Linked DNA regions of Homo sapiens: region 2 is linked to region 1. The links are chromatin loops, found by intact Hi-C in ENCODE. Cell type or tissue: gastrocnemius medialis. All regions are shown on one strand. Links, peaks and the distances in the headings refer to the core of each region. The heading gives the core; the rest is flanking DNA. Region 1 overlaps SORBS1 (sorbin and SH3 domain containing 1). Region 2 overlaps SORBS1 (sorbin and SH3 domain containing 1).

The links. Peaks named below come from ENCODE experiments on the same cell type or tissue, not always from the same donor. Only the 100,000 strongest peaks of a DNase experiment are listed, where the experiment ranks them.
Region 2: a loop joins it to region 1, with 4 times the contacts of the local background. A loop is called at or near these places in 2 of 110 quality-filtered maps.

What each region holds. Positions count from the first base shown.
Region 1 is chr10:95,475,228-95,484,072 of GRCh38, reverse strand. All of the region lies in intron 2 of SORBS1 (sorbin and SH3 domain containing 1), which reads left to right. Among named protein-coding and RNA genes, the nearest start is that of SORBS1, 82 kb to the left of the region's middle. In gastrocnemius medialis, for the core only: a CTCF peak has its summit at 3,986; DNase peaks (open chromatin) are centred at 2,792, 4,362, 4,962, 7,013 and 2 weaker places; H3K4me3 peaks cover 1,443 bases; H3K27ac peaks cover 8,000 bases.
Region 2 is chr10:95,412,586-95,421,430 of GRCh38, reverse strand. It overlaps SORBS1 (sorbin and SH3 domain containing 1), which reads left to right. Exons shown (of 33, transcript NM_001034954.3): 9 at 6,569-6,937. Among named protein-coding and RNA genes, the nearest start is that of PDLIM1, 130 kb to the right of the region's middle. RefSeq lists a silencer at 2,059-2,138. In gastrocnemius medialis, for the core only: a CTCF peak has its summit at 5,552; DNase peaks (open chromatin) are centred at 4,990, 5,650, 6,410, 6,704 and 1 weaker place; H3K4me3 peaks cover 3,009 bases; H3K27ac peaks cover 7,635 bases.

The DNA of each region.
Region 1 (8,845 bases), core at 449-8,448:
TTTGTATTTTTAGTAGAGATGGGGTTTCGTCATGTTGGCCAGGCTGGTCTCGAACTGGTCTCAACCTCAAGCTATCCGCCCACCTCAGCTTCCCAAGGTGCTGGGATTACAGGTGTGAGCCACCACGCCCAGCCTGATACCTCTCTTTTTAAATAAGGAAACTAAAATTTAAATGATAGGGAAAAAAATGTTGGGACAGTAGGGTGAAACAAATATTTTTTTCTTTAAATAAATTTGTGTGTTTTATGGCTGGGCCTGGTGGCTGATGCCTGTAATCCCAGCACTTTGGGAGGCCGAGGTGGGCGGATCACCTGAGATGAGGAGTTCAAGACCAGCCTGGCCAACATAGTGAAATCCCGTCTCTACTAAAAATACAAAAAAATTAGCCAGGCATGGTGGCGGGCACCCATAATCCCAGCTATTCAGGAGGCTGAGGCAGGAGAATTGCTTGAACCTGGGAGGCAAAGTTTGCAGTGAGCCGAGATGGCGCCATTGCATTGCACTCCAGCCTGGGCAGCAAGAGCAAAACTACATCTAAAAAAAAAAAAGAAAGAATGGAATTTGTGTGTTTTTAACTAAGAGGAAGGAAAGAAAGCAACAATGTAATTTTTAAAAAGTATTCTTTACAAATATCAAGTCATTATATTAGTTTTGAAACATATAATGTCCTTTGTATAATGTGATTTACTCACAAAAATACCATGTTGGGAACATTTATACAAATTTACTAATTACATTTGCTCTTAAATATTTTCATTTTATTTTTCAAATAGAAGTGAACTACTGAACTCAAAGGAGTTGAATGTTTCTTAGGTTTTTTTCCTTTTAATAGACAAAAATATAAAACTGGACAACAGAAGTCACCAGTGTTTTAATGAAACAAAGAATTAGTTTTTGGGTCTGGTACCTTCTAAAGCATCTGTAGATTTTAGAAAAGGAATTTCACACCACCACCACCACCAAGAAAGCCCAACCAACCTAAAACTTGAATAACTGAACTTAATCCGAGTCATTCCTATTTTATGAGCCATCATGATCCACAGTTTCTGTTTCTTCTCATGTCGTCGTTTCCTTTCTGAAATCATTCTTGTAGACTGCTGAAGACTAAATGCTAGCCCAGATGGAGACTGAATTTCAACCTTTTTCATTTTTGGCTTCTTGGTTTTGGGGTGAGAGTTCATCAGACTGTTGGTATACGTGACTTGCCACCAACTCTACAGCAACCTGCTGTCTCTGAGCTTTAGTTGTTTCTGAGATAAATGAGATCATGTCTGGGCCTTCCTCAAGCTCTGACATTCTAGAATTCCACTATTCTGTCACATACTGCACATACTCAGTGCTGGGTAAACCTGGAGTACTGGCCATGTAACAACTTCTGTGGGGTTCAAAGGGCAGAGTCTCAGTAGAGATGGGTTCCTAATGTCATCGTTTATTTCTCATGGCTGCCAGTAATAAACACGAAAGAAGAACTAAATATAGTGAGTTATGTACTCACCAGCTCATGGTATTATCCTGAACTTGCCGCACTGAGAGGAAATTCTGTAGCTCTGTTTAGTAGATGGTACAGAGTAAACCCCAGGCAGAGAGTTTTCATCTTCTTGTCATCCCGCAGAATATTTCTGATGACTAGAGCTCTCAGGTCTGTAAGCCTACCCGTCTTCACCGGTGCTCATGAGACTTGGACTACCCTAATACTTGGATTTTACAATCCTGGGTTATATTGTTTCTTAATTTTTTTTTGTGGTGGGTCCAAAGCCAGTTGAACACCATCTCTTGGCTCTGATGAGTCAAAATTGTGACCAGGACAAAAATTAAATGGCACAGAGGCTTTAGCAGAGAAAACAAAACATTTTGTAGAACATGCTCAGCACAGGATGGTGTAATGGAGGCTGCAGGGGGTGTTTTGCTGTGGGCCTGTGTTAGCAGTCATTGGCTAAGAGCTTATAATGGCACTTAGAGCATGGTACAAATGTATATACACACCCACAAAGTATAGTGTACTATATGTGCAATATACTAAACCTGTTGTGCTTGTATTTTATACTAAATATATTGTTTTAGGAAGTTATTTCCAAAATAGCCAAAATACATCATTAGAATGATTCAGCACTGCTCAGGTTGGCATTAAGTGGGCTGTGTGTGTAGGAGCAAAGGAGGGACCAGAGTTTTGAAAACTCTGGTTTTAGAAAGGATCTTCTTGGCTGAATTCTAGACTGTGTTCCTGGTTCCTAAGCCTGATAATACTGTGTATTTTGCAGCTCTTTAGATTGCCTCAAATTCATTGATTTGTTTATTCATTTATTCAACCAACACATATGGAGTAGCTCTAATATTTACACAGGGCCTTTTGGCATGCGGAGTACATTCATATACCTTATCCCACCTAAGTGTGCTTGTTTCAGAGCCCAGTCACATGCATGGGCAACAGCCTGCATTGATGCATTGATTGATGAATGCAATCTCTATTTCTTCATAGAGTGTTTCTCTTTGCTTTCTGTTGTGCTTGTAAGCAGAGATATACGTGGTTTTGTCTGCACCATGTAGAAAGGAACTTAGGACAGGTGGGCAGGAGGGTTGCTATGGGAGTTGTGCTGGACAGTCATTCCCAGGAACAGAGGAGGTAGGAATCATCGACTAAGCATGAGATTGGGGTGGGTGGGAGGGATGTGATTGTGGCTTTGAGGAAGATGGAAACTATTTGGAACAGCTGACATGGGTTGGGCATTGGGGGCTGAGCAAGAGCTGAAAGCAAGGCCTGCTGGGTGACTGAGTGGAAGCTTCTGTGTCAGCAGGTGTGGCCTGGATGTGTAGGGCGGCAGGTGGAGCTAGATGAGACTCAGGGACAAAAGGAGAGGGCTGGGGGCAGGGGTGGGATGGTTGCTTGGCTGTTGACATAAGGGGACTTGGAGGAGCTGTTTCTGACCCTGATGTGGCCATATAGGGAGTTGTTGAGGTGAACAGCAGGGGAGGTACAGGGGCCCCGGGGGTGCTTGGCAGTAGCTTTTCTTAGTTTGGCTTATAAGGCCTTTGATCTCTTAGCACTCCTCCCACCCCACATGCCCTACTGGGCCATTCCTGAGTGCATACTATCATGTGTACATACTATTCCTTTTTTTCTTTCCTTTGGCCTAATTACCTCCTACCTCAAGTGTTAGCCCAGGAATCACTCCCGGGCAACTGTTTCTGATTGCTGTCTGCCCTCTCCTCTGCTGGAACCCTTCACCCTGTGCATGCATCTCTCCCTTTGTACTGTACAGACTCATTTGTAAGTCTCTCGCATATGTGGATTGGAAGGTTCCTTGGGTGCAAGATTGTGCCTCGTACCCAGCGGAGGACCTGGCATGCAGAATGTGTTCATGAAATGCTTGCTGAGTGGATGCATAACTCTTTTGTTGCATCATTAGTAGCATAACAGAATGATAGAGCTGAAAGACACCTACAAGATCAGCTAGTCTAAGTCATTTGTTTCATAGTTCACAGAGAATTGAAACTCAGAGGGGTTGAATGCCTGGCCTGAAGTCACACAGCTTGTCCTAGGCTGAGCCAGGACTCAAGTTCACCTCCTCTGACTCCAAATGCCATGCTCTTTCCACCACACCACAGTGTTCTCCAAATGTCTTTTATGTGTGTGAAGACAGCAGCCCTCTGCGTCTGCTTAGTGCCTGGATACAGCCTAATATCACTATTCGTACTGTTATCTAACTTTTCTCATCGGGAGGAAAACTATGTTCTGACCACGCGGGGAGCTTTTCCTCTGCGTGCATGGAGCCAGGTTTACAACAGGCCTTACCTCACTGCTTCCCCTTCCCTTTCCGGTTTGTCCTAGTTTATCTTTGGGCAGGGTAAGCATCAGCAACTGTTTCTAAGTAAATAGAGGAATTGCAGATTCAGGATTTGTGGTTTCAAGTATTCAGTGTCTTTTGCTTCAGCCCGTCCCCTCCTGGCTGCCATCACTGCCTCCCCTGTCTCCACATTGCCCCGATTTAGCATGTGTTGAAGACTGGTAGTGCACGATGGAGGTTTCTTTCTTGGGGCAAGCAGAAGAACCAACAGAGCATTGAAAAGGGAATCTTTGAGAGAGAGAGAGAGAGAGAGAGAGAGAGAGAGAGAGAGAGTGGGCATGTCTCCGAACCATTTTGTGTCAGTTAAAAAAAACAAACCAAAGTATATCTGCTGGTTTCTGGACCCATCCCTGGAAGATGGCATACAAGACGGCCATCTAGAAATGCTTGTTTGTACACCTCCCTTCTCCAAAGTGCGTCTCCGAGCTTTTGAGCAACACTGATGTTTAGTATGTTCTGTTTAGGGTTAAATTTGCAGCGTGACTGAGGCTGGGGTGTGGCTAGTTCCCTTACAGCCTGTCCATGGATGACGCAGTTTTGTGAGGTTGGTTCCAGATCGCCACGGATCATCTGACCTCTCTCCCCATCACCCTGGTCTGAAGTACCTCAGGGTCAGTTCCAGGACTGAATGCTGGGAGTGGGGCTGATTGGTTTGAACCTTTGGTCTCCTCTGTTAATTAACTAAACAGTGCATGGCTAAAAATGTCGCTTTGGGGAAAAGGGCTCTGAAGAACAGTCTTTAAATCCTTCACCACTTTAAGGAGCTCTGCAATATTGTTTCCCTTAGCGCTTGTATATTCCCCTCACCTTTTTTTTTTTTTTTTTTTTTAAAGTAAGAAGATGATGTACGATCTTCCCTTTAGCTTGGAAATCCTATGGCTTGGAACAAGCCCGGTGTCTTCAGTCTTAGAGATTTCTGAAGCCACTTTGGACCTTCTTCGCTTCTAGCCACATGGGAGCCTGTGTCTGATCCTCCCTGGGCTGGTCTTGAGTTCCAGGCATTGAGCTGGAAGTACATCAGCCAAGGATTTGGCTGTGTCAGGAAGTATTTTGATTTGCTATATTCTCTGCTTGGCATCTACTCATTTCCTTCAGGGACGTCCCCTTCCTTGGAAAAAATAGCTCCAAAGATGCTTGTCTCACTGATGAGCTAAGAAGGAGTTCCAACCAGGCGTTTCCATTCAGGGATCTTGGCTTGGCAGTCACAGGTCACTGAGTGAGAAGGGTGTCACCACACTTAAAATATTCTTAACATCCCCCTTCCCCTCCTGCCAGCAGTGGTCTTTATGCTGGCTAGTTTTGAGAATGACAGTCTGGAGACTGATCCAGCTTGGACTAGCAGGCCTTAACAAGCATGTATTTCTAAGGTGTCAGCCATCACACTGCTTGGCTGTGACCTTTAGGGGATATCCTAAGTGGCAGCCTTCCTTGCACCCTAACCTCAAGCTCTCCTCTCCTCCAGATGTGCATAATTTTCCTGTGTGGTGCCAGGGAACTGTGGTTATAAATGAGAGAGAAGGGGCTCTGTGGGGGTCCCAGAACTGTGTTGGGATCCTGTCTGTGAAGTTACGCTCATCTGAGCTACTGGTCTAATTCTATTTTTAAAAAGGGAAATTAATTGATACCTTTTGACAGTGAGCCTGTGTCAGTTTTTGGAGTGACACCAAAATAGAGTCATCACTTTCTTTTCATAGGTATTCATCTATTTAATATTCCAGGCTAGAATTCTTCAGGATGTTGATCCCAAGCTTCTTAGTGTATACTTCTAGACCCTTCTTAGTGTTAATTATTTAGTTCCTCAATTTCATCACCTTTCCTTTTCTCAGAGGTTTCTGAAGGATTACTGATAGTGATTCATCAGTGACAGTTCAGATTCTTTTAGCTGTCTATGGATGTGGTTCACCTGAGCCTGAAAACCCAAAAAGGAGTAGCTCTCACTTAAAGGGGCTGCGACTCTCCTAGCTCCACACCTGTCTTCTGCCTCAGTCACCTCTTACCAGAGTCTCCCTTTCCAGTAAGATCATTCTCATAGTTGGTGGAGGTGGAAACAACACGAGGAAGAGTGGCTTCTCTTATAATATGACGAGGGCTTCTTCAAGCAGGTCTGTTATCATACGCTTTGTTTTCTTCTTGGTCTGATCATAGATTTTTAAAAAAGAACCTCCAAAACAAAAAACCTAATGGTTATTTCAATTTCTTATGTTTTAACTCTTCCCAGACCTTAGAACAAGCTTGTCCAACCCAAGGCCTGCAGGCTGTATGTGGCCCAGGACAGCTTTGAATGTGGCCCAGCACAAATCTGTAAACTTTCTTAAAACAATATGGGATGTGTGTGTGTGTGTGTGTGTGTGTGTGTGTGTGTTGTTTTGTTTTAGCTCATCAGCTATCACTAGCATTAGTGTATTTTATGTGTGGCCCAAAACAATTCTTCTTCTTCCAATATGGCCCAGGGAAGCCAAAAGATTGGACACCCCTGCCTTAGCCTTTTGGACTTTCCTCTGACCATAAATGCTGCTGTCCTTTGTTCAGCTTTGACTCCATTCCTTCTTCCTGTGGCCTAGACATGCAAATAGGGCATTCCAATGTTAGGAGTGCTTTGCAGCCCCTTAAAAGATTTTCTAGTGCTTTCCTGGCTCCCAAATTTCCCCACCCTCTTTGGACCACAGAGTTTTTCTCCAAGCTCAGATAACCTCTGACTCCTCATTTGCCCTTCCAAAAACTTTGCTTCTCCCCATGGTGTTCTCTCTAATTTTAAGCTGTGACTGGCTTTCTGGGCTCCCAGGCATAACCATACAGGGCTGTGTTAGTGACTCAGATCAGGATTCAGCTGTGCTGACCACCCAGAACTTATTCCCACTCCTACTCCCCAAGAGACCAGCTCTTCAGGACTCCCACCCAGGGCAGGGCTGGGTGGGTCCACCAATGCCTCTGCCAGGGTTGAGTTCTCCAGGACCATCTGGGCCTCTCCCTGAGCTGAGGTACAAGACCGAGGCTGCCCAGCCCCTAGGTCAGAGACGAAAGGAAGGAACAGGCTAGGGGTGGGCTGGCAGAGAGTTCAGGCTCCCTGAGCTGGGAGTATTTGGGGAAGGGAAAAGAGGAGGAGGTCGGAAAGTTTGTGATGACTCTGAAGACTCTCAGGTTTGTCCCGGGGGGACTCAGGCCGCCAAACTGTTCACTTTTCTGCAGCTCGGTGTTGGGAGTGTGCTCTCTTTTGGAGTCACCCATCCTATTTTGGGATGACTGAGTCAAAGGAGTAGCTCTATCTTGGTGCCTGGAAGTGCCTCACATTTCCTCATTTTAGACTTGCCATTCTTTTCTTAAGGTGCTTTTCTTAAGGTGCTTAAGAAAAGCACCTTAATTCCATTATTAAAGATTCAGGATCATTAAGACTCAGGCTGGATTGAAATTTATCTCTTTACTGTCTATGGAAAAAGATTTAAGGAGAAAAATCACTGTGAGGGATGTCGATTTAGGAAAGCTTTCTAAAGAACCCACTTTAGGAATGTGCATTTGCATACAAACAATGAAAGTGCTAATTAAAATGATTCTCACATCATCATTTTAGCAGTGCAGGGACTGCTGCTTGGCAACACTTATGAAGTGGAAATGAGTGTACTTTGAAAATAATAAAATATTGTTCCATCCATTGAATCCACTAAGACATTAGGTCCTTTTATTTGCAAGGCACTGTGCTAGAACCACTGTGTGTGTTTGTATTGGTCAAGAGTATAAAACCTAGTCCTTGCTCTCTAGGGTGACCAACTGAGGGGTTTCCCTGGGATAAAAGACTATCAGGAAAGCCCGGGAAGAACCAGGTTGAATTGGGCCAAACCTACCTCGGGAGTTGAAAGGCTGGTAGGACTGAACAATGTTCCTCAAATATTTCACCTGTTGAGATAGGCCACACCTGTTCACATTGTTTTAGAAACAGCATTTTGCCCTGTAGGACGTTTTTGCCCTGGAAATTGAGTAGTCTAATTCCCTTTTAAAGCAAGAGCCCAACATTTAAAATATTTCTGTCATCATTGTCGTTATTGGCATCAGCTATCACTGGGCACCTGCTGTTTGAGGCTGGGACTTTGCCCTGGAGAGTGGGGGTGGGGCTGATCTGGCCTGGAGATGATGTGAAAACCTTTTAGCTCCTGGGCGAATAACTGCCACCTTATCTTTTTTTAAAAAAAGAATAGTGTTTTAGAACACGGAGCCTGGAGCGCAGTAGATGCAGAGTCAATATTTGTGGATTGAAGTTTATTAACTTTGTGGTTGAGAGTTCAGGGTCTGCAGTCACATAGACTTAAGTTTCAAATCCTGGCTCTGCCATTTGCCTGCTCGATGATCTTGGCTTGTGACTTACCTCTCTGAGCCTCATTTTCTTCATTTGTGAAATTGAGATAAACATAAATTTAGTTATTATATAATATTAATGTTCATATGATAATTATGACAGGCTGCATATTGTGGTATATAGTACCACAAACTCGAGTCAGGCTGCTAAAGTTCAAATCCCCCTTCCTAGTATCATAACTTCCAGCAAGTTATTGAACCTCTCTGGGCCTTAATTTTCTTATCTACAAAACAAGGATAATAATAGTACCTTTACAGAGGGTTGTTAGATGTGAGAATTGTCAAGCACCTCATCCCAGCCATAAGAAAACATTATATACATGTTTGCTAAACCTTAAAGACTGTGAAACTATTATTAATTATTTCATTTTGGTTCTTATAGAAATCCTGTGAGGTTAGATACAGGGCAAGTATTACTCCCCACTGCCTCATTCCCTATTTGTTGTTATTGCTTGTTTCGTATTTGAGGGGGAAAAATGGAGTTCTGAAAGGTTAAAGTGGTTGGCTGAAGGGAACCTGGCTAGTAAATGTTATAACTGAAACTAGAACCCATGGTACTTGCTATAAAAGATACAGGTGTGCCTATACACATTTATCGAGGGCATGAAGATATTAAGGCTTTACTGTAATAAATCTGAAGACAAGTGACTAGGGTATCT
Region 2 (8,845 bases), core at 560-8,559, 63 kb after region 1:
TCCCCCAAAGCTGTACAAATTGGAGTAAGGATACTTTTGCTTAAGTCTTTCCCCCTAGGTGGCTTTCCTGATCTTTTCTTTCTTCCCTCTCCTGTTGTTACTTTGTCATTTTGATGATGGGAATAGACCATGTTTTAATTTAGGTGATCTGTGATGAACATTTTTGCATACAGGAGCCACATCTGTGGAGTCGACTACTACTTCTCTCTCTCTCTCCCCCTCTCTCTCCCCTCTCTCTCTTTCTCTCTTCCTCTCTCTTTTTTTAAGACAGGGTCTCTATCTGTTGCCCAGGCCAGAGTGCAATGGTGTCATCGTAGCCCACTGAAGCCTCCAACGGCTGGCCTCAAGCCATTCTCCCACCTTGGCTTCCCAAAGTGTTGGGATTATAGGTGTGAGACACCACACCTAGCCTAGTCCTTTCTCTTAAAGGAAGCTGTGCTGCTCAAAAACTATAGCAGAAATGTGTTCCTTGTGTGGTCCGCTTCCCTGTGCCTTCCTTCTGTGAAGGTGTTCCCCGAACTCACAAGGAGTCCGCAAATTCTGCAGGTCCTTCCTAGTTCCCACCCCACTTCTCCAATGATCCTCTGGTTCCTGTTGTGAGGATGTAAAAATGCACTTGCTGCTGAAATGAAGCTGAATCAGAGATGATGTTTTTCTCCCTCTCTACAGATGCTTATCCTCCTCAGCGTGGAATTGGTTGCTTAATTGTCTGCCTTGTATGCTGAGCAACAAACACATTTAGCCTTTCTGCCACCTGCTATGACTTGCCTCCCTAGGTACAGCCGTATGCATCCTGGGTCACTGGTTAGAACCAGGAGCTGCGAATGAGCCTGGCTTTTTGAAGTCTTCATTAGACAGAGGGACTGGGGAGGTCACTTGTCCGGTAAATGACTTGCCATGGTTTTCCCGTCCCTAAACCCTTTCACAGTGTATAAATGTGCTGCCTGTGGCAGACATACTTCTTTTCAACCATCTCAAGAATGGATGCCATCAGCTCTATGCAGATCAAGAAACAGTGCTGATTAATTCAAAGCAAATGTAGAAGCATGTCCTCTTCCACTATCAGTGACTTAGTTCAAAGGGTAACTCAGTAATTCTTTTTGGCTTCTTAAGCAGCTCTTTTGAAAAGACAATTTTAAAAGCATGTGAAGTAAATAAAAATTCTTTTAAAATTTATTTAACACAGCTTTATTGAGCATCTCCGTGGTGTTCAGATCACTGTGTGAAACATTGCCCTCAAGAGGTTTATAAGGGTGAACACCCTATAATATCTTTTACAAAGTATGTTTTCTTATCTGTCACTATCCAAGAATTTTCTTTCTACTGGGGTTCCCTTTTAAGGGAACTTGGTAAATTGCTCATAAAGAGGTTTTATCCTTTATATTCAATGTAAAATCAGCCATTCAAATTTCAGGAACCTTTAGGTCATGCATTACCTCTTAGGTGTGTTTTCTGAATGGAAACATGACTTCTTGTCTATATAGTGATTGCCAGAGCTGTAAGTATGCACTGGCTTAGAGGAGGGAATTGGTAGTTTATAGAACTGTATAAACTATAAACATACCAGGATTTTCCAGAAGCCTCATATTTTCACTGACCCACCTTCTGAAAAGATAAATAGAATTTCATTTATAGCCAACTGGGCAGAATGCAGACTGCCTGTGTGGTTCCTACAATGTTTACAACAAAAAGTAGTTCCCTGCATGTAAAGTCACTGTGCCTATCCCCTTTCTTCTTCAGGACTAAAAGAAGCCCCAGGGCAGGAGACCTTTGGATCTGAGTGCACTGTTGATGCTCTGGGGAAGCGTCCTCTCTACAGGGTCAAAGCCCTGGGAAGGCTCATGCCTGATGTAATGCACCATATATGGCGAGAGCCAAAATAAGTTAGAAACTCACTGAAGCTGATTTCTATCTTTGGACAAGAAGAAATCACATATGGGACATTTGAGCTGAAAGTAAAAGTAAATCTGAGCTCAAATCAAAATGATCTTTTGCTTACCTCCCTACTGCCATTATCAGCATACCCGCCAGTCCCTTTGGTGCGTGCTAGCCCACGTGTTTTGTTTCTAGAATCGTTTAGTCTGTAAACATGTTCACTGAAACCAAGTGAGTTCACCTGAAAGCTTTTGCTGTTGCTGAATACTAGAGAGGGGCTATTCATTTTGTTTTTTTTTTGGCTGGTGCATATTCACTGGCACTGCCATGGGTGCCCTGTGGAAAGGATAGGCATTGAATTAGTCAAGGATATCCAAATGAGCTGCTTGTCCAATGAGCTTATATGTGTGCCTTGAAAACTGAGTTTAAGGAATAGGTTATTTACTATTTCTGGGTTGATGTTCTAATCTGGACTCAAAAAACTTTTTTTTTTTTTTTGACAGTCTTGCTCTGTCACCTAGGCTGGAGTGCAGAGGTGCCATCACAGCTTACTGCAGCCTTGACCTCCTGGGCTCAAGCAATCTTCCCTTCTCAGCCTCCTTAGTAGCTGGGGCTACAGGTGTGTGCCACCACACCTGGCTATTTCTTTTTTAAATTTTTTGTAGAGACAGAGTCTCGCTGTATTGCCCAGGCTGGTCTCAGACTCAAGTGGTCCTTCTGCCTTGGTCTTCCAAAGTGCTGGGATTACAGGCTTAAACCACAGTGCCCAACCTATAAAACTTTTAAATATTTTTCACCTATTCACCCTTTCTAACATTCTTTCTTCTTGCCACCTGTATGCCACAAATATAAGAATGAAATAGGCCAGGTGCAGTGGCTCATGCCTGTAATCCCAGCACTTTGGGAGGCTGAGGTGGGTGGATCGCCTGAGGTCAGGAGTTCGAGACCAGTCTGGCCAACATGGTGAAACCCTGTCTTTACTTAAAAAAAATACAAAAATTAGCCAGGTGTGATGGCAGGCACCTATGTATAATCCTAGCTACTCAGTAGGCTGAGGCAGGAGAATAGCTTGAACCTGGGAGGCGGAGGTTGCAGTGAGCCAAGATTGTGCCATTGCACTCCAGCTGGGGTGACAAGAGCGAGACTTAGTCTCAAAAAAAAAAGAATGAAATAAAATTGGCCGGGCGCTGTGGCTGACGCCTGTAATCCCAGCACTTTGGGAGGCCAAGGCGGGCAGATCACTTGAGGTCAGGAGTTCAAGACCAGCCTGGCCAACATGGTGAAAACTCGTCTCTACTAAAAATACAAAAATTAGCCGGGTGTGGTGGCACAGGCCTATAGTCTCGGCTACTCAGGAGGCTGAGGCAGGAGAATTGCTTGAACCTGGGAGACGGAGGTTGCAGTGAGCCAAGGTCACACCACTGCACTCTAGCCTGCGCAACAGGGTGAGACTGCATCTCGGGAAAAAAAAAAAAAAAGAATGAAATAAAATTAAAAATAAATTCAAAATAGACCCAGATCTTGCACCCTCCCCATTTTTGGTCAAAATTCACTTACCGATATTGATCAGACTCTAATATACTTCACTTGCGTAATTTGGAGGAAAGTTCTGGTTTTCTTCTAGAACTGGGATATCTTTAAAAATAGGAGCCATTCACGCCTGTAATCCCAGCACTTTGAGAGGCCGAGGCAGGTGGATCACAAGGTCAGGAGCTCAAGACCATCCTGGCCAGCATGGTGAAACCCCGTCTCTACTAAAAATACAAAAAATTAGCTGGGTGTGGTGACATGGGCTTGTCCCAGCTACTCAGGAGGCTGAGGCAGGAGAATTGCTTGAACCTGGGAGGCGGAGGTTGTAGTGAGCCTAGATTGTGCCACTGCACTCCAGCCTGGGTGACAGAGTGGGACTATGTCTCAAAAAAAAAAAAAAAAAGGAGCCATTAAAGAAAACCTAGGCTGGGTGCAGTGGCTCACTCCTGTAATCCCAGCACTTTGGGAGGCTGAGGTGGGCAGATTATGAGGTCAGGAGATTGAGACCATCCTGGCTAACACGGTGAAACCCCGTCTGTACTAAAAATACAAAAAATTAGCCAGGCATGGTGGCATGTGCCTATAGTCTCAGCTACTTGGGAGGCTGAGGCAGGAGAATCACTTGAACCCAGGAGGCGGAGGTTGCAATGAGCCGAGATCGCGCCACTGCAGTCCCGCCTGGGTGACAGAGCGAGATTCCATCTCGAAACAAAATAAAACAAAACAAAAGAAAAGAAAATCTAGCAAAATGCAGTTTCCTCATCTCATAGTCTAATTCCCAGTTGAGCCGCAGATTGCCAGATGACTCTTGTTGACATGAGGATCAGACTGGAGGGTCATCCCATTTCCTGACCCTCTTCTCCACTGAGACCCAAAGAGGAGCAGTGTTGAGAAGAGAGGGATGCTGTGTGAGCCTCTGGACCTGCAACCAGAGCTTTGGGCTTAAGCTGTGAATCTGAGGCTGATCATTTACCTCTGGGGCTGATTCCCTTTGTGTGGTGGTGGGCTGGGTGAGATGGGCATGGGGCTAGATTTTGAGAAACTAGGCACAGTCCAATCCGGTAGAGGCCAATTCAGTCCTTCATTGCCTGGTCCCCTTTTTTGTGTACATCAAAAATGGGAGACTGTGTGCTTTTAATCTCATGCTTGTCTTCCTTCTAATAATTAGCTTCATCAAATTCTTTCCTCTGAGAAAAGAGCACATGTGTATTCAAAAATCCTTAGCATTCTCTTCTTAGGGCACGTTAATTTGTTATGCTTATGGAATTGAGTGCTAAATCTCAGTGACTCAATTAAGACATCTGTCTCCTGTGAACACAAATAAGGACGGTTCTTCCAGTTCTCCTTTTCCTAAAGGAAAAGAATGAAAGGCACTCAAAAGAGTTCCAGTGAACATAAACTTCTAAGGCCAAAGGCTCGAAGATAAATCTTGAGGGAAGGAGGTTTGAGAGGGAGTTGGGGGCTTTGGTGCTTCTCCCACTGGTGTTTAGTTCACTTGGCTCCCTTCTTGAGTCAGGATGTCTAATAAAGATGCAGTCAGCCAAGGATTGGTGTCACAATTGATGTAGCATGTGGCCTGCTACGGGCTGGGCTCAGCCTCTCTGGATACAAAGGAGAGTCAGGCCTACCTCTCCAGGTGAGTGGGATTCAGTCTTTGGCTTCACTTAGAATTGTGGATACTAGGAGGAGTCTAACCTGAGGATGTGCTGAAAAACGTGTTAAGAATTGTTTTTGCTTGAATCATGTTATGCTGTCGTTTCTAATGATCGTCCTTCTTTCCATTTCCCCTCCTCTTTCTTTTTTCCCTGTTTGATAACATATCTTGAAAATATTGCTAAAGGTTCTCTCTCCCCCACGCCCTCCTCTCCCTCAAAAGGACCGCTTTGCATGGCAGTCCCCCACCATCCACAATACCTATAAGGATTCCCTCTACCTGAGCTCACCAAAGCCTTATGTCCCACTCGGCACCCCCAGACAGCAGAACCCCTCACAACCCCAGCCTATCTCTGTCCTCCTGGCAGCTGGATCGGCTCCCAAAGGTGTGGTGTGCCCTGGTTCCTTGCTTCCGGACTCCACGTTCCCCAGTGCTTCATCCCAACCCCAGCAGCGCTATGCAGCCACCAGGACAGTTTATCATAAGAATGTGAGCTCTAACCCATGTCATGAGGCAGTTGGGATTAAAAAGGTCAGCAGCTTATATGTACCTTGTTTATCCAATAACATTTGCCTGGCGGCGTCAGAAAACTCCTCTCGTGTTGCACGTGACCCTGCCGAAGGCACTCCCTTGGAGGCTGCGGGCACCCGAGCACCGGCTCCCGGCCTTGTCTCCCGCACAGCCGGCACAGGAAAACCACCCCCTGCTCCTCCTCCTGACCCTCCCAAGCTATTCTTTGACATCCGTAAAGATGCCGTTAACCGTGGCGAGAGTCCTTCCCTGGGGACTCAGGCTTCGTTCCCAGATGTGAGACCACCTGTGCTAGGCCCCCGGGTTACCTCTGATCCCGAAAACCGGAAGAGCAAAGAATCTTACCTTTTGCAGCCGAGTTATCCAGCCAAGGCAAGAAATTAGGAATGTTTGTGTGTCTTCTCTACTGTCTCTTTCAAAACTGATGCGAGCAGCTCATTGTTCACTGGGCTGCCCTACCCTCCCTTTCCTCATTAATGTTGTTGTGGCTTGAGTCCCGAATTCTTCTGTCTGAACCTTTCAGCACAGTACTCTCTTTGTCTGTCTCTCTTTTCTGTAAATGTGTAAGTATGCCGGAGCGTGGAATCCAGAGACTAATAACATGGTGAGAAACTCATTGTTCATGTTTTATTACAAGGTGCCAAAGAAATTGTATTTACTCCCAAGCTTTTAGGCTCTATGGTGGTGTTGTGGGGTTAAACACAGCCTGCCTGCCTGTTCTGTTCTTTCTCTCTCATAAAGTGTTAAAAGGATTCAAAAATAGATGGATGAAAAGCGGAGTTGGATGGGGTTCCCTCTGTGTCATGGAGTGTCAGAAGGCCAGCTGGCCAGCTCCGACTGTCTCATGTACTCTGAGGAAAGGGCACTGATTAAATATTTCTCAGAGTACCTCACTGCATGCCCACTCTCAACCGTTTAAATATGGAATTCTTTCCTCGTATCATACCCCTTTCCATAACGACCCCCTTATTTCCACAGGATGCCACTTCCTCCAGTGCAGCCCAGCCGGAGGTAATAGTTGTCCCTCTCTACCTGGTTAATACTGACAGAGGGCAAGAAGGCACTGCCAGACCTCCAACACCTCTGGGGCCTCTTGGCTGCGTCCCCACAATCCCAGCGACTGCCTCTGCCGCCTCACCTCTGACCTTCCCGACTCTAGATGATTTCATTCCCCCTCATCTGCAGAGGTGGCCCCACCACAGCCAGCCAGCCCGCGCCTCTGGCTCCTTTGCCCCCATTAGCCAGACGCCACCATCCTTCTCACCACCACCTCCGCTGGTCCCTCCTGCCCCGGAGGACCTCCGCAGAGTCTCGGAGCCTGACCTCACGGGAGCTGTTTCGAGTACCGTAAGCTTGCTGGACTCCCCTCCTCACGGCTTTTCTGAATGTCTCCTCCCAGCAGTCACATTCCCTTTCTCACTGAAGCACTGAGCTCTGAGGACAGCACTGGCTGCCGCTGTGCCTGTGTGATGACTGGAGCCGTGTCCCCTGTCACTAGCGTGCATGCTTCCCGTGTGTCTTCCCTGGGTCTCTCGGGGCTGTTCCCCATCTCTGCAGTGCCTCATCTGCTCTGTCCTGTTGGGAATGCACATCTTTCTCCCTCAGAAGACAACATCTGTGGCCTTTATGTTGACTGGCCATGCTTTTCACAGGCCAGGTCGGGGGTCGTGTGGTGAGCTGAGGAAAGCTAAGAATTATGGGGGAAAGCAACGGCAGGCGTGGTGGGTGCTACTTACCAGGGAGCGGGGAGATCTCGGGGAGGAAGCGATTCTCTGATTCTCTTGTTGACCTAGTGAGTAAATAAACTCTCTGTAGTATACAGAAATGACAGAGACTAGGATTTTTTTTTTTTTTTTTTTTTTTTTTTTTTTTTTGTGAGAGAGTTGGGTTTAAGTGAGCAAGTGGGTCTGAAAGCCCTGTACAAATGTTAGGACTTTTACCTCAAAAGGCAGGCAATTGCTAGGGCCCCTGAGGAGAAGGTCCCAGGAGCCTCTGTGACAAAACAGTGCCCCAGTGGTCACAGGAAGTCAAAGGGCCCTGCTGCCTCAGGTCCCATCCTGTGGGTGGGGGAATGAGTTCCCATCACAGCCGGGAAAGCCCAACTGCTTAGAGAAAAAGCTGAGTCAAAGTGCTTGGGTCTCCTTTTTCCTTAGGAGCCCTGGGAATTGAGAGAATCTGATAACTTCATTGCGAGTTGTAATATGGGAATACGTGAATCTACTCACAGGGCTTCGGGTTCAGTAGGATCGAGTGTAAAAGTTCCTGTTATGGAGCTTGACATAGAGAAGGTGCCTAGTGAATGTTAGCTATGTTGCTGAGGACTTACCCTGGCAAATGAGGGCCAGGGTCACTCAAAAGCAAGTAACTGGTTAGTTAACAATTCATCATTGAGTTTCTGCCGTGGTCTAGGCATTCTGCTAAGTACCCTGGGTACAACCATGAGTCAGGGTCTTGTTCTCAAAGGGATTTTTGGAGTAGGAGGTCACTTCTCAAGCTTTGTGTACATGGGATCATCTGAGGGTCAGGGAGGCTTGTTTAAATCGTCACCCTCAGGTTATACTCCTAGAATTTCTGACTGAGTGGGTCTGGAGAAGAGCCTAGGAATCTCACTTGGTAGCAAGTGCTCAGGGGTTTCAGATGCTGGGGTCCACACCCTACATTTTGAGATACAGTCATGTAGTGGGTCATGCAATTGGCTGATGGAACTAAGCGTTTACTGACATCCCTTTGTGTAAAGATGTATGCCTGCAAAACTGTTCCAAATGGCTTGTTAAGCTGAAGCCAGTCATGCAGAAATCAGGAAGGAAACTTTTCATTTGGCTTATTAGATAAATTATAATGAGGCATCAAACACATCAAAGCTGGGAACCGTTACATCCTGAGCTGGGGCCTGTTCTGAAATCTCTAGTGCTGTGCAGTGTAGTTAGGTCAGCACCAGGCCCAATGTGACCCACGGCCTTGGATATCCTTCTAGCTTTGAATTTCGCAGCTCAGTCCCATTGAAGAAAAATGCTAGATGTTTCCCTGGTCTATTCCCGTCTACCTTCAGCTGAACTTAGAATTTAGAAGCCACTCTTGTTTTGGGGAGTTCAAGCATCTTCCCTTTGACACAGATTATGTTTGCCTGGAGTAGCAGGTAAGGTGTCTTATGTTTAGTGTCCTCATAGACCATTGTGAGTAGTTTGATTGTGTATTCTATAATTTATTTGTGTAGACCTAGGTTTTCATATCGAGTTGGTTTTAGGTGTACCAGGA